Regions from separate parts of the Homo sapiens genome. Here region 2 is linked to region 1. Evidence: chromatin loops called from intact Hi-C (ENCODE). Cell type or tissue: heart left ventricle. All regions are shown on one strand.

What was found. A loop is a pair of places that touch in the nucleus more often than their neighbours do. Peaks named below come from ENCODE experiments on the same cell type or tissue, not always from the same donor. Only the 100,000 strongest peaks of a DNase experiment are listed, where the experiment ranks them.
Region 2: a loop joins it to region 1, with 2.3 times the contacts of the local background. A loop is called at or near these places in 2 of 110 quality-filtered maps.

What each region holds. Positions count from the first base shown.
Region 1 is chr17:55,260,375-55,268,374 of GRCh38, reverse strand. HLF (HLF transcription factor, PAR bZIP family member) reads right to left here and starts at 3,415. Exons shown (of 4, transcript NM_002126.5): 1 at 2,776-3,415; 2 at 289-624. The coding sequence starts at 2,890. RefSeq lists a silencer at 3,292-3,611. In heart left ventricle, no CTCF peak of the experiment used is centred here; DNase peaks (open chromatin) are centred at 2,467, 2,750 and 3,494; H3K4me3 peaks cover 4,771 bases; H3K27ac peaks cover 3,094 bases; H3K27me3 peaks cover 871 bases.
Region 2 is chr17:54,988,327-54,996,326 of GRCh38, reverse strand. STXBP4 (syntaxin binding protein 4) reads right to left here. Exons shown (of 18, transcript NM_178509.6): 4 at 5,370-5,502. Among named protein-coding and RNA genes, the nearest start is that of STXBP4, 24 kb to the right of the region's middle. In heart left ventricle, CTCF peaks have their summits at 2,885 and 3,093 (motif pointing left); no DNase peak of the experiment used is centred here.

The sequences.
Region 1 (8,000 bases):
ATGGGGGAGCTGGTTAAAATGCATATTCCTGGGCCCTCATTCCAGACTTGCAAAATCAGAATTTCTAGGGGTAGATACAAAGAGTCTGTATTTACCGGACTCTCCAGATGAGTGATATGGATGCTCATTAAAGTGGGAGAGCCTCTGCCAGGAGTGGAGCAGAAGAAGGTACCTCTCTTAGGATCTTTGCTAAAACCTGAGTGTTAAGATGTTTATGCTAACTCTACCTTGCCTGTCCCATTCACCCTCCTCCTCCCTTTCTGAAGGGAGAATCTTCAGGGCACTTACCTGGTCTGATGGGGCTCTGCATACAGTTCGGAGATGGGATGCCAGGGTGAAGGGGTGCAGAGGCCCGGCTGCTGAGGTCCATGACCGAGGGGGCAGCCGAGGAAGCTGGCTGCAGCCCAGGAGGGTGAGGGCTGTGGTCATGCTGAGATGGGCTGGGGGGAATGCCATTTTCTGACAAAAACTCCTCCAGGTCCATGTATTCCAACTGGAAAGTATCTCCGTCATAGGGAAGGGTTTTGTCCCATAAGGTAGGCCCCAGGAATGCCGACTGGGGGACCGTCGGGCTGTTACTCTCATCATCCAGCTTCTTTTCCTTGTCTTTATCTTTACTAAATGCTGCAGAAGAAGGGAAAGCTGGACTTAAAAAAAAAGAAAGAAAAGAAAAACAATACCGCTCTTTTATCACTTTTCCTGGCCTGTTATAAGACTATTTCTCACGAATGGCAGGGTCCTTCTCTGGCTGCTGTCTTTTGTAGATCTAGAGTTAAAAGTTCAGGCAGGACGTGGATCTCTGCCTGTTTTTCAACATCTTCCTATTTACTTTGGAAAGAAGGCACTAGTCCTTGGGGCAGGGCTACAGGCTGATCTAGGATAAAAACCAGAGAACAGTCTCAGCACATTATTTGAGAAGAGTAATAACTTAAACCTAAAATAGGAATATAACATCTGTGATTATATACAACTGCTGTCATTTTTAAGAAAACAACAGCCAATAACCAGGCTTGAATTATCTTCCAGGAATTCATCACAGCAGCAATAGGAGGTCATTCAGACTTACAAAGCCAGTGAGTTAGTGGTCTTAATTTTGGTAAAGCAGGGACCTTCCACCCTTCTTTAACATCATGTTTAGAGTACCTACTGGATACCTGGTTCTTTCCATATATTATCTCAAAAATCTCACAATAAACTTGCAAAATAACAATTACCTCCATTTACAACAAAGACTCGGAGGCTCTGAGACTTGAGGGAACTTGACCAATGCCTCATGTTGGCAGAGAATGAGAACTTTCTGAGCTCACATGTGTTTGCTTCTAAAGCCACTGGGGCACACTGATTTTTACAAAAGGAGTTTAAAAAAATACAAAGTGTTTTCTTCCTTCTCTTCTCCAAACATTTGAGTATGATCCAATTTACAAAGAGTATGCATTTACAAAACCTTTCAAAAGCAGAGCTATTGGAAAAGGTGAGTTATTCTATACATTTATGTTGGAAGTATGCAGCTATTTGCTACCTGGAAGTACTGCTCGCCCATTAGGTCTTTAACAAGCATTCCGGATCTTGCCAATTCTAGTATTCAGTCGTGGGTGGAATCTGGGATTAAGGAATTTGCTTCTGAGTTTCATCTTCAGAGAAACACAGCCTCCACTGCCATCCATTCTAACCCTCTACCATCTCATCTGAAAATCTGACTTAAAACACCCACAGATGCAAAAGCCTGCAGGCAGCCCCTTCCTCCCAAATGCTCTTCCTTAAAGGATAGTTAGGGAGGGGTCCCTGGCTATCATCTGCAGATTGCAAACTCTTGCAATGCAACAGGTTGTCCTCTCCTAGAAAAGAAGGTGCAAGTACTCCCAAGCTATTTGTAGCCAAATAACCTTTCAGAACTTTACACTGTGAGCCGCACGGTTCGCATTTGCTACTGTGATACCGAAGGCATGAAATCGCATCAACCCAAATCCGTGGCATCACTTAGCCGGGTTTGGGGCCTCATCACACGTACCCCTCCTCTACTGCTAAGGCCAAGGTTGTCTTGGGAAGGTTTGGGACTTACCAAGAAAGGGCTCAAGCCAGAGGAGGCTCCTGCGCGGTTACACGTGAGCCTGCTCCGCTCTCCCCTCCCACCAGAAAAAGTGCACCGGGAAAGTGTCAACGCTGGAGGCGTGCACGGCTTCCCGCCGAGAGACCACTCCCCCCACCGGCCCCAGCCCCCACCCCGCTTTCTCAGCTACCCTTCACCAGAAGAAAACGAGTCTTCTCTCACACCTCGTGAGTTCCAAATACTAACCAGTAACAGAAGCTGTAACACAACCCCAAAACCCAGGCTACGCAGTGAAACCCCCTCCCTCAAGCCGACCCCCGCCCCCTGCCCCGCACAGAACCAGGCCCCAGGGTTTCTCCTCCCCAGCCCGGGAGGCTCTGCCCTCCGCAGGCGGGCTCGCTCTGCGTGCGGGTGTGCCTCGTTCTAGGGAACGATCCTGACCTGTCAAGTTACACCTCCCACCCGCGCCGCAGGAGCGGGACCCAGGGAGGCCGGGTGCCCGAAGCTCTTTTAAATGTAGCTCAGGAGGGGTCCCTCCCCTTTCATGGAGGAGGAGGAAGGGGAGGAAGGGTGCTGGGTGAGCTCCTCAATTTCATCAGCGCGGGGCCGGGGCGCCGCGGGACAGGGCGGGAGCGGGGTTGGGGGATGCTCCAGCGGGCGTGCCCGGCCGCGGAGGGGGACCCCCGGAGCGTCGTCCCTTCCCGGAGCGGGGCCGCGGCAGCGCTCACCGTCTTCGTGGTGAAGGGGGAGCTTCAGCGGGTTCTCCAGCAGGGACCTGAGCACGCCGTAGGGAGGCGGGATAAAGGTGGGATTCAGGGGGAGCGGTCGGGACATTTTCTCCATCGCGATGCACTCAAATTTTTTCCCCTTAAAAAAAGAAATAAGAAAGAAACAACCGCCCCCTAAAATGTTGCTGAGCTTTTCCTCCGTCCTTTGCCAAAAGTACTCGCTCTCAAGGCGGTGGAGAAAAGGGAAGAAAAAAATTACTTATATCTTTATAAATACATCTGCATAAAAATATATATTAAAAAAAAACTTTCGGGTTTCCAGTGCAGACGGTCCCAGGAGAGCGCGCCAAGTGCCCGCGGGCTCCCCGGCGACGTGCAGGATGCTCTCACCTGCCTCGAACCCCTCGTTTTGCAAAATGTTCAAAATTGAAAAAAAGAAAGAAAAAAAAATGTCGACGGCTGCAGAAGGGCAGAAGACACCGCGCCGACCCCAGCCCCTAGTGCCAGCACCGGAGGCGGTGCGCCGTCCCACCCCACCCCCCTCCCCGCGCCGGCGGCCGCTGCTCCCCAGCGCTCCGCGGCCCCGCAGCGCCGGGCTCAGCGCATCCGGCCGCCCATGTGCCGCGGCCCTGACAAGAGTGACGTCAGGGCCCGCACCTCGCGCCCATAGGCGTGCGGGGGCGGGGCCACGCGCGGCACCGCCCGCCTGGCCCGCTCGCCCCGCCGCCGCGTGTTTAGCGTCGCCGCTCGCGCCGATTTTCGGGGACCTTGCAGCACTGGCTGGTTGCAGGGGAGCAGGTGCCAGATTCCCTGGGCCATCAACTTAGGCTTAGATTTTTTTTTTTTTTTTTGGTCTGGGTGGGAAGAGGAATGAGAAATTTATATCCATAGTTTTCAAGCTGGGAATAACCTGAGGAGTTTTAAAAAAATCGCGATACCCAGGCCGCATCCCAGATCAATTAGATCAGAACCTCTGCGGTGCTATCAGGGCGTCCATAATTTTTAAAGCTCCCCAGGTGGTTCCAAAGAGTAGCCAAGTTTGAGATGATTGGTTTAGATCGGATGGAAGGTAACGACCCTTCTCAATATTTCTCCTGGCCCCGGCCAAGCTTAGCGTCTTCTTTCTTGCCCAGTTTCCACCACCACCAAAAAATAACTACTTCCTATAAGTCCGAATGGGATGCAAAAAGCAGAGCGGGAAGCGGAGGACTGAGCTGCTGGGCACTGTTTCCCACGCTGCAGAGAGGTGTTAACGGTGGGGGGAGAGGGGGGGTAGACATTTGCCTGAAACGGAAAGAGGCGGGAGAGACACAGACACACTGAACGGGATTTTAGGAATATTTACTCTGGGTGAATACAGGTGATTGCGCTTGGGTCAAGTTATTAGGTTTGCACGGTGATTAAAATAATTTTGTAAAGTATCCCCTAAGGGGGCTTCGGCTTTCCTTGCTGTTACAGCAGCTGCAGCGTCTCCCTCTGCCAGTTTGACCTCGTGGCACCCACGGTCCCCGAGATCTGCGTGCGACCCCCTGTGTGATAACTCCCTTCCCGCCTGGGGTGGTGCGGGCGCTGGCGTGCAGCCGCGACGCCCCCTGCAGAGCTCCGCGGGGGGCCAGGCAGGTTCTTCCCCTCCCTCCTTACCTCTCCTTACTAAGACCCTAGTCTTCGATCTGGGGAAGGGGCTGCAAGAACGAATGGGCACAAATGAAAGAAAACCGTTTTTCAGTGGGACGTAAAGGCCTTTGTGACCCCAGGCTGAGTCGCTGGGGAAGGATGTGGTGGTGTCTTGATGGGGTTTACTTCCCCAGGAGAGGGTTGTAAGAGAGGAGGCGCCTGAAACCCCAGAGATCAGGAGCGGCGGCGCAGCGGGGTTCAGAGTTCCCTGGCAGGGTGATTCCGGCAAGTGCCTTTCTGCCCTGAGCTGTAGGTTCTTCATAAAAGGACACGTAATCTAGTGACCTCTACTTCCTCACTCTAAAATTATGGCAAAAGGGTAAGGCAACATTCTAAGTGAGATGTTGTTGCAGTGTTTCAGGTTTCAGACGAATTCCAGAAACAGCAAACTTTTAGTTAATGCCACATGCATTTATTGAGCACCACGGTATGTATGCCAGCGACTATGCGGGGGCTAGTGAAAAAAGATGAATAAAACATAATTTTAACCTTCAAGAACTCATCGTTTAGGGTTTGGCATATAAGCAAATAATATAAAATAGGCTTAAAAGAACAAAAATGGATAGATGGAGGTGACAGGGGCACTTACATTATTAGGAAAGGGATTCTAGAGAAGGTGCCTGAGCTGGGCGTGGAGGTAATAGTCTCTCGTGAACGGTCTGAATCCATCAATTATATTATATTGTTTTTTTAAAAAATAAAAAAGGGACCTCATCTCCGCTATCCTTTTGGAGACAGAGGCTATTTCCCTGTCTTGAGTTCCTTACATCCCTGTAAGTCCATAAACTGGCAGGACTGAGAGCATCCTCTCAGCCTGGTTAGAAATCTGTTAGATTGCAGATTCCAGGTGCATGAAAGATGCGTTACCTAAGCTTTGTGTAACAGTCCACTGACATTACTCAGCACGCCCAAAGTGCTCCACCTGCTCATGATTCTCCGCATGTCCTCACTTCCCCATGTTTCCAGACATGAAACTCTTACCAGGTCAAGTAATCTGGTTTCCCAGGGTAATCTTCTCCTTACCACCTGACAGAACCAAATACTGTGGCTTGGAAATTGCATTTCTCATTGCAAGTGGATAAACTGGCGTTCTGGTTGATCAAGCAGTTTCTTGGGAATTTGGTTCATTTAATTTAATTTCCCTGAGCCTGATCAACATGTCACGGACCAGATTGAGGACCAGCCCCTTAGACCATGGTGACTCCCTCTCACTTCTCTCCATCCTTCTCTAACTTCAAAGGTATTTCTTAGAGCCTCAAAAATTATAAGCATTGGCTAATCTTCAATCTAGCCCCATTCCTTAACAAGATAAATGAAATTGGTACATCTTTTCTACTCTGGCCATTTGTAAATGTTATTTTCTTTTATTTTTTTAACAAACCATGAACATCTTTCTTTCTCTTTCTCTCTCTCTCTTCCCCAGAAGCAGTTGTGGATGGCTGCTCAAGAGGAAGGAGAGGGATAGAAGAAACCAAAGGTTATATTGGTTGGGTAGTAAGACCCTCTGAATTCCACAGGTTAATTCTCAAATGGACATATCCCTAATGAGCACTAACCCCAATCTGCACATATGCCCAGAGATAACTGCCGCTCACAAGTGCTTAGCACTTGTCCACTTACAGAGCCCTTCCATATGTGTCATATCACATACTTCTGACAATTCCATGAGGAAAGCAATGATGCTGATTATTGATTGCTGTGTAACAGATCACTCCAAAACCTAGTGGCTTAAAACAACAATCATTTTATTATTTCTCATTATTCTGCAATCTAGGTTAGGCTCAGCTGGGATACTGGGCTGGCTGGCCTTCTCTTTCTCTTTACATGGCCTCCTTACACCATAGATTCATTTTGCTTGTTTTATAATTTCATACAAGTGAAATCATACTGTATATACTCTCTTGTGTGTAGCTTCTTTCACTCTGCACAGTATTTTAGACATTCACCAATGTTGCATATAGTTCATTTCTTTATATTAGTGAGTAGTATTCCGCTCTATGAATATACAAAAGTTTATCTGTTGTATTGGTGGACATTTGGGTTGTTTCCAGTTTTTAGGCATGAATAAAATGTTTATGAGAATTCTTGTCTGAGTTCTTTTGTGAACACATGCTTTCCTTTCTCTTGGATAAACAAATAGGAGTAGGATTACTGGATCATAGAAAAGATGTGTGTTTTACTTTAGAAGAAGCTCTTCTATAGTCTTCTGAAGCAGGTAAATTGTCCTGCATTTCCAGCAGCAGTATATGAGAGTTCTGGTTGTTCTAGCGCCTCACCAATATTTAGTGGTGTCAGTTTCTCTTAAAACTTGTAGCCATTCTAGTGGGTGGATAGTCAGTTCTCAATGGACCTTTCATCTGAATTTTCCTGATGAAAAATGATGGCATGTGCTACTTCATGTGCTTCTTAGTAGCTTGTACATCTTCCTGTTCAAGTCTCTTGCCCATTTTTGAATTTGGTTATCTTTTGATTACTGAATTTTAGGAGTTCTTTTATATACTTTGGATAGTCTCTTTGTCAGATGTTTGTGTGTTGTGAATATTTTCTTCCAATCTGTGGCTTGCTGATTAGTTTTTATAATAACGTCTTTCCATGAGCAGTTTTTAATTTTGACAAAGTTCAATTTATCAATTTGTTTTTCATGATTATTGCTTGCTATGAACTAGGAAACTTTTGACTACTCCTGAGTTCTGGAGATATTCTCCTATACTTTCCTTTATAACTTTCATAGTTTAAGCTTTTTCATTTAGCCTTATGACCCATTTCAAATTAATTTTTGTGTATACTATGAGGTAAGGATTAAGGTTGGTTTTACTCATGGGGATATCCAATTGTTTTAGACTTTCATTTCCCCCTTGAATTGTTTGTTGTTGTTGTTTGTTTTGTTTTGTTTTGAGATGGAGTCTCGCTCTTGTTGCCCAGACTGGAGTGCAATGGCGTGATCTCAGCTCACCGCAACCTCCGCCTCCTAGGTTCAAGCAATTCTCCTGCCTCAGCCTCCTGAGTAGCTGGGATTACAGGCACCAGCCGCCACATCCGGCAATTTTTATTAGTATTTTTAGTAGCGATGGGGTATTAGTATTTAGTATTAATATTTTTAGTAGCGACGGGGTTCTCCATGTTGGCCAGGCTGGTCTCGAACTCCCGACCTCAGGTGATCCGTGGACCTTGGCTTCCCAGAGTGCTGGGATTACAGGCGTGAGCCACCGCGCCCGGCCCCCCCTTGAATTCTTTTGATGTTATTGCTGACAATTATTTGACTGTGTATTTGTGGGTGACCCAAACTTTTGATCCCGAGGAAAAATGGGTATTTTATCACTAAGGACAGAATAATGCTATTTCTATGTTCTTTCTAAGTTTCCTGGGATCTGATTCATATCCAGCAACAGAAAAAAGTTCACCAAAGTTTACGGCTAAAATGAATGCCTCACTTTCAGTGGCTCATTCAGTTTGTTGACAAGACCTCTACAAAGTTGTCCACATTAAGTTAGATAAGAGCCAAAAGCAGAGGCATTATCCAATTTGCTTTTTTGTGTATGAGCAAATAATTA
Region 2 (8,000 bases), 270 kb after region 1:
CTCTCAGAGAATGTGCCTCAAACCAGCCATGGTCTTTTGAACCTCAATGTTTTCACACATATGAATTCCCATCTAGAATGCCACCATCCACCCTGCCACTTCTCTGCAATAAACTCTGACTTAAACTTCACAGCCCAATTCAAACACTATCTCTGCTGGAAGTTTTCTCTAGTTGCCCAGGATTTACTTAATCGTTGTGTCTTTTTGCTCAAAAAGCACTTTTACTTACCTAAAGGATTGCACTTACTCTGTATGGTCCTTATGTTTACATATCTGCTTTTCCCTGCCCTCACATTAGAATATACTAAATCAGCAACTCCCAGTCTAGGGGCAATGATTCTTTTAGTGGGCCAGAATCACCAATTCTTTCATTAGGCATAACTAGAACTCTGTCCTTTTCATGGTTATTTCCCTGGTACAGTGCTAGGTACACAGTAAGTCCACAATAGGTTAAAGGGGGCCAAGAAACAGTCTGAGGAAATTAAGGTAGCTATGACAAAAATAATAATGGCAAAGGAATAAAGAGAGTGACACTGCAAAGCGAACCATCTTGGCTGCTACTTCTTCAGCTCCCACCAGTGGGACTGGTTTCTTCATAGTTTGCCATCCAGAGGCCTGATCCTGATATTTATCTAAAAGCCTTAGCCCTGGTTCCAGTGCTATGCTCCGCATGAAAACAGATTTCCTCTGAAAGTTAAATATGTCCTACTTCAATGCCACAAATTACATGATGACACTGACTGTGAGACCTATAATTTCAGAGATAGAAGAGGAAAAAATACGTACATACACACACTCATAAGTATATTACATACCGATATATGCATGTTATATATATGTGTGTGTGCATGCATAGCTTATATGTATATGTTTTAATGTATATCTTAGAACCAACTGAAGAAAATATGAAATATACTATCAGATTTGAAGAGAGGATTTTGATTTCTGTCTGCTTTCCCTATGTTACCAGCAACAAAAGAAAGAAATAAAAATGAACATTTGAGAACTTTAAAGTGTTGTCGGAAATCTGACACAAAGGCCCAAGGAGGAAGTACCTTGGTGTGGAGCCCAAATGGTGCCAGTGGAAGGGTAAATAAGCAGATCAGTAATCCTCAGAAATGTGAGAAAATGACTACGGGACCGTTCATTCATAAATTTAAATTGAGCAAGTATGTATGTGTCAGGCACCACAGTGGGGACTAACAATATTACTGTGAATAAAATCAGATAGCATCCTTGCCCTTAAGAAACATACTGTCTTGTGGTTCAGGCAGAGATGATTAAACAATCATAAATATAAATATATCATTGCAAACTGAGGTAGGTGACACAAAGGAAAGGAATGGGATTTAGGAGCATATGTAGAAAAAAATAAAACCTAGCCTAGACTGGGGGAAAGCAGGCAACACAACCCTTAGGCAGCAGTCTTTGAATTGATAACTGGAAATAATGGGGGAAAGGAAATGGAGTGCTGTTTCCTAAGGGAACAGCATATGAGATGGAAAAGAAAAAAAAAAAAGAGAAATTCGCCCCTTCCAGGAACTGAGAAAATGCTACTCTGGAAGCATAGTGATGGAGAGGCAGAGAAGGACAGGGCAGAAGCCACACTATATGGAACCTTGCAGGCAACCAAATATTAGTAAGATATGTAGGTTGGGAGGGAAATAGGTATGGTGCATAAGAACAAACGATGCTACTGAAAGGGCTGATTCAAAACTGATGACAGTTTAAGCTCCAGTGATAAGAATAAAGATCAAGAAGACTGATGGGTTCAAGAGATATTTCGAGAGTAAAAAAGTCAATGGTATGTGTTAATGAATTGAACAGTGTTATGGGAGTTGAAATAGGAAGCTGTTAAATTTTCTGACTTTGTGTAGCTAGAAGCTGTCATTCACCAAGACTAGGTAAACTGGAAGAGACTCTGTTTGGGAAGAGTTGAGCAGAATATGGTGTGATGTAAATGTCATGAGTTCTGCTTCAGAAATGCTGAGTTTGAGATACCTTTAAGAGGTCCAAGTAAAAATGTTGATCAGGGAACTGAATATGGGTATGAAGCTTAAAGGAGTGTCTTGGCCAGAAAAAGGGTCTAGGATTGACCCCAGATAGATATGGGACTAGCTGACACAGTGAAAGGGCCTTGGAGCTCTCTTATTTCCTTAACTTTAGCAATTAATACAGTAGTTCTCAATTTATAGGGTGCCTCTAGCTCTTAGAGCTGAGGGAATCTTGGTTCTGCTTGAACTGAAAAGATGTATTCATAATATCCCATATTTGAACTCTGGATATGTTTTTCAAAGAAACATACTATTTTGCTTCTACTAAACCAGTATTTTATTCTCATATTTTCCAGGAGGAAAACTTTTGGGGTGGGTGGTGGCAAACCATGAATAATTAAAGAAAATTTCTTCTGCGTTCCAATAACTCCCTTACAGTTTGGAAGATTTGAAAATATAAATGAAATATAATCTAGCTATAAGCTTGAGATAGCCTATACTGTTAATTATGAAACATTATAATGTTAAAACAAAATTACAGAAAGTTAAAGCATTCATATGCATTTAAAAAATATTAACAGTTACTCAGTTCAGCAACTTCATTAAGATAACCTTATGAGTTTGTGTTTCCTATTCCACAGATTCTACTATGTAGAAATTTTGTGCAGACTAGAAATTTATTAACATGTTAAAACAGTATTTAGAATATAGTAAATGTATTAATACATTGTTGTAAAATAAAGTTATATCAATTTTGTATTTGAAGAATATGCATATGCATAGAGCTCTCCATCTTGAGAAAATATTTAAAAATAATGTAAGCACTAGAAAATTACTTCTATAAATTTTTTTATTTTTTAGAAATGCTCTGTTGCCCAGGCTGGAGTGTAGTGATGCAATCATAGCTCACTGCAACCTGGAACTCCTGGGCCCAAGGGATCCTCCTGCCTGGGCCTCCAAAAGTGCTGGAATTAGAGGCATGAGCCATCACCCCTGGTCCTCTTCTCCTACACCTTTTTCTATCTTGCCTGTTTTCCTTGGTCAGATATGACCAGGTAGGAAGAACATTAATAGCTCTGTGCTGCCCTCTAGTGCTAAGTAGAGAATATAGTCAATGAGAAAATTTTGCCTTTTAATACTTCAGTAAAATTCTAACAAGAAAAAGTAGATATCATAAGAATAATTTCTTAATCTGCTATCACTGACAGAAGATAAAGAGTCATTCAGCACCACCGCTATCAACTTATTACTCTAACTCCAAATAGTTTTCATCGTAACAAACAAGCACAAATTGATGCTTGTCTTAAAAGCAAATTCTTAGGTCAGGCGTGGTGGCTCATGCCTGTACCCCCAGCACTTTGGGAGGCTGAGGCGGATGGATCGCCTGAGGTTGGGAGTTCGAGACTAGCCTGGCCAACATGGTGAAACTCTGTCTCTACTAAAAATACAAAAATTAGTTAGGTGTGTTGGCACGCACCTGTAATCCCAGCTACTAGGGAAGCTGAGAGGTGGGAGAATCGCTTGAACCTGGGAGGTGGAGGTTGCAGTGAGCCGAGATTGTGCCACTGCACTCCAGCCTGGGCAACAGAGTGAGACTCTGTCTCAAAAAAAAAAAAAAAAAAAAAAAGGAAGCAAATTCTTATCACTTGTTGGGTACCCTGATCTACTATTGCATTATATCAAGTGTAGTTTAAGAAATGCCTTACTATATTGAACACACACACACAGACACACACTCACACACACCTCTCAGCTTTAACACTAAAGTAACACCTCAATTCTTGGAAGAAAAAATTCATTTTTTTGTTTTTTTGAATTTGTTTAAATTTAGCTTTTAAATATTTATTTAATAATTTAAATTTAATAGCCAAAAATTTATGCCATTAAACTTATTAAATAATACTTTTTTTTTTTTTTTGAGACAGGGTCTTGTTCTGTCATCCAGGCTGGAGTGCAGTGGCACGATCATGCCTCACTGCTCTTGATCTTCGGGGCTCAAGCAATACTCCCACCTCAGCCTCCAAGTACCTGGGACTACTGGCATGCAACACCATGCCGGGCTGATTTTTTTTTTAATTTTTAATAGAATTCAAGTCTCTCTACGTTGCCCAGGCTGGTCTCAAACTCCTGAGCTCAAGCAATCTTCCTGCTTCTGCCTCCCCAAAGCTAGGATTACAGGCATTAGCCACCATGCCTGGCCTCTATAACACTTAGAACTCGGAAAGTATATTTAAAAGATGCCTTATTATCTGAACAAGCATAAAACAATTGAAAGTACTACAACTATTTTGGAAGTTATTGGTAAAACGGAATTTTTCCCTAACAAGACAAAAAAATCCAGCTGAAAAGATAAACTGCTTAGTAAACAAGTGTTTGCAGTGGTGGGGGAGGGATATGGGCGGTGGGTAAAAGTAGTAGGACTGTTTATTTAACCAAACAACAAGAACAAAATAAGAAGATCCTTTCTCATGCTATATAGCTTGATATTAATAGAATATTTTATTAATTCTTAATTATTAATATAATTTTATTAAATTATTTACATTTGATATCTCTCCAAAATCAAATGGAGTCAATCAAATGGAGAATATTTTATTAATTTTATTAATTCTTAATTATTAATATAATTTTATTAAATTCTTTATATCTGATATCTCTCCAAAATCAAATGGAGGCAATTTTCAAAAAATGACACATAATCACTTTAGTAAAACAGAAACAGCAAATGAAATCCAAGAAGAATGAGAATTTAAATATAGTAACTAGTTTGTTAAACTGCTGGGGTTGTCCTTCAAATTTGGGTCTGAGCTTCCTACCAACCAAAGTGAAAGGGAGCTCATTATATATTTCTTACACTGAAGAGGAGAGTAAGACTTTCTAATTCCTAAAAAAAGACATTTTCTGGTTTTAATGAGTGATAAAACTCATTAGCTCAAGCTACAAGAACTGCGAATTCAGAAATTAGATTTTGTTTGCTGTTTCTGTTTTGTTTTGCATTTAGTAGAGGCTAAATGAATGTAATTAAAGTTCTACTGATCCAACTTAATAAAAACTCAAAGTAGTAGAAAGATAACAAGTCATCAAATATAATTTCTCTCAATCAGATACAGGATAAAAGTTGAACAGCATGTAATTTAAAAATAATAACCTTATCTTACAGTCAGAAATATCTATTATTTTCATAGAAGAAGAACCTATTTATTTCTTAGTTTAAAGCTCCTTGAGGGCAATAGTCTTATCTTCTAATTCCTTTGTATTTTTCACTGAGGTATGGTCACAGTGGATATAAATTCACTAATAAAGAAGAAAAAATAAACTTTACCACTGGTGGGTCTTTTTGTTTGTATTTTTGGTGGGCATGGGACATATTTTTACCTTATAACAGTCTCCTCCAGGAATAATTTCCTGAATATATACCAATGGGCCTTCATTCCGGTTAATTCCTCCTAGTACCTTCAGGCCAAGGCCTGTTTCCTTGGCAATTGTAATCATCTGAAAGGCAGGATCCCTAAGATAAAGTAAATTAGCACACACAGGTTAGTCTAGAGATCTGCACCTATTTTTTTCTTTAAACTACTTATTAAATCAAAATCTGAGATCTAGAGCAGCAACCCCTCACCTTTTTTGGTACCAGGGACTTGTTTCATGGAAGACAATTTTTCCAAGGTGGGGGGAGAGGGAATGGGGTTGCAGAGGGGTGATGGTTTCGGGATGATTCAAATGCACTACATTTCTTGTGCACTTTATTATTACATTGTAATATATAATAAAATAATTATACAATTCACAATAATGTAGAATCAGGGGGAGCCCTGAGCTTGTTTTCCTGCAACTAGACAGTCCCATCTGGGGGTGAGGGGAGACAGTGACAGATCACCAGCCACTAGATTCTCAAAAGGAGCACGCAAGCTAGATCCCTCACATGCACAGTTCACAATAGGGTTCATGCTCCTATGAGCATTGAATGCCGCCATTGATCTGACAGGAGGCAGAGCTCAGGCAGTAATGCTTACTTGCCCTAGACTCACCTCCTGCTGTGTCGCCTGATTCCTAACAGACTACGGACCACTACCAGTCTGTGGCCCAGGGATTAGGGACCTCTGATCTAGACAACCCAAAATACTTAGTACTTACTAGCAGTGACATTTTTAAAAAGTATGGTGACATAACAACAATTAAATGAGTTTGCTTGCATATACTTTTAATTTTCCCTACAAAACATCCAAAACACAAAAGAATTTACAATGATAATGCTTATTTCTTTGGAGTAGGACAAAAATGTATTAAAGGCGACGGAAAAGATTTGCTTTTACCTGGTTATTAGACTACTTGAAGAATTCCAAAACTAAATATTTTAAGTAGCTTTAAAAGACATGTCTGTGGCCATTTAAAGCAAAGTAAATATGACTTCCATTTGAATCTCAAATTTTATCTTTTTAATTTAGAAAGAATATTTTCTTGGTAAAAAGTACTTGTTTCAACTGTAATTTCTGTCAGACATAAAAGCAATGCCATTTGAAAAGAAGGGACTGTACAAAACATCCTGCAAAAGGGATATCCAAGTTGCATTTCTGAATACCTGGGTCAGACCAGAGACTTTTACTGGTCAAACAAAACTTGAATTAAGTTTGAAATAAGATTTAGGGCTGCCTGTTTACTAATACTGGGTACTGTGCTAAACAACACCTAAATAATGACATTTAATTTAATATTTATAAAATCCTTAAGATTCTTACCCTTATTTTTTTAAAAGACCCAAAATTCAGATAGGTTAACTTGATGGCCCAAGTGTGAGCCCAGTCAGTCTTACTTCAGAGGCAAAATGTGATATGTAATCTACTTTGTTGTTGTGTTAGAGCCATTGTTGAATATAGGACTTCCAGCTATCTTCAAATACATTGAATAACTGAAACTACTATTAAAAAAAGAAATACTTCTGGCTGGGCATGGTGGCTCATGCCTATAATCCCAGCACTTTGGGAGGCCGAGGCGGGCGGATCACGAGGTCAGGAGATCGAGACCACAGTGAAACCCCGTCTATACTAAAAATACAAAAAATTAGCCAGGCGCGGTGGTGGACGCCTATAGTACCAGCTGCTCAGGAGGCTGAGGCAGGAGAATGGCGTGAACCCGGGAGGCAGAGCTTGCTGTGAGCCAAGATCGTGCCACTGCACTCCAGCCTGGGCAACAGAGCGAGACTCTGTCTCAAAAAGAAAAAGAGTTACTTCATATCTTACATGATTATAGTTTTTAGAAAAAGCTTTCTTAGCTTCTGCCGTAGAAATTCTAAGAATATCTTTAAGAAAACTGTTGCATTCAAAAAAATAATTTCTAAAAAGAAGAAATTTTTTTAAAAAGCACATAGAACTCCGTTTTTGACTATTTTGCTCTCCATATATAACATCATTTAGAGCTGTATCACAGGTATACTGAATTCAGCTCTAATTTGGGAAGGCCTATCTGGTTTCTAGGGCAATAGTCAATCAGCTAGAAAAAAGGCAGAGAGGACAGGGTCCAAGGGTCCAAAATGCACCCTAAATTCATTCTTTTTTTTCTTTTTTTGAGACGGGGTCTTGCTCTGTCCTGGCTGGAGTGCAGTGGCGTGATCTCAGCTTACTGCAACCTCTGCCTCCCAGGTTAAGCGACTTTCCCACCTCAGCCTCCTGAATAGCTGGGATTACAGGTGCGTGCTACCACACCCAGCTAATTTTGAGTATTTTTGGTAGAGACAGGGTTTCACCATGTTGGCCAGGCTGGTCTCGAACTCCTGACCTCAAGTGATCCACCCGCCTCGGCCTCCCAAAGTGCTGAGATTACAGGCATGAGGCACCGCCCCTGGCCAATAAATCCCTTCTTTACAGGATGGTAGATTGCAAAAACATAAACGAGTAAAGCCTAGAAATGAAAGATAAGGTAAGAAAGGGAAGTAAGCTACCTTATTAGATCTCTCCACTAACTCTTAAACCCTCCAAATGTGAATGTCCTTCACTGGGGGCACAAACAATC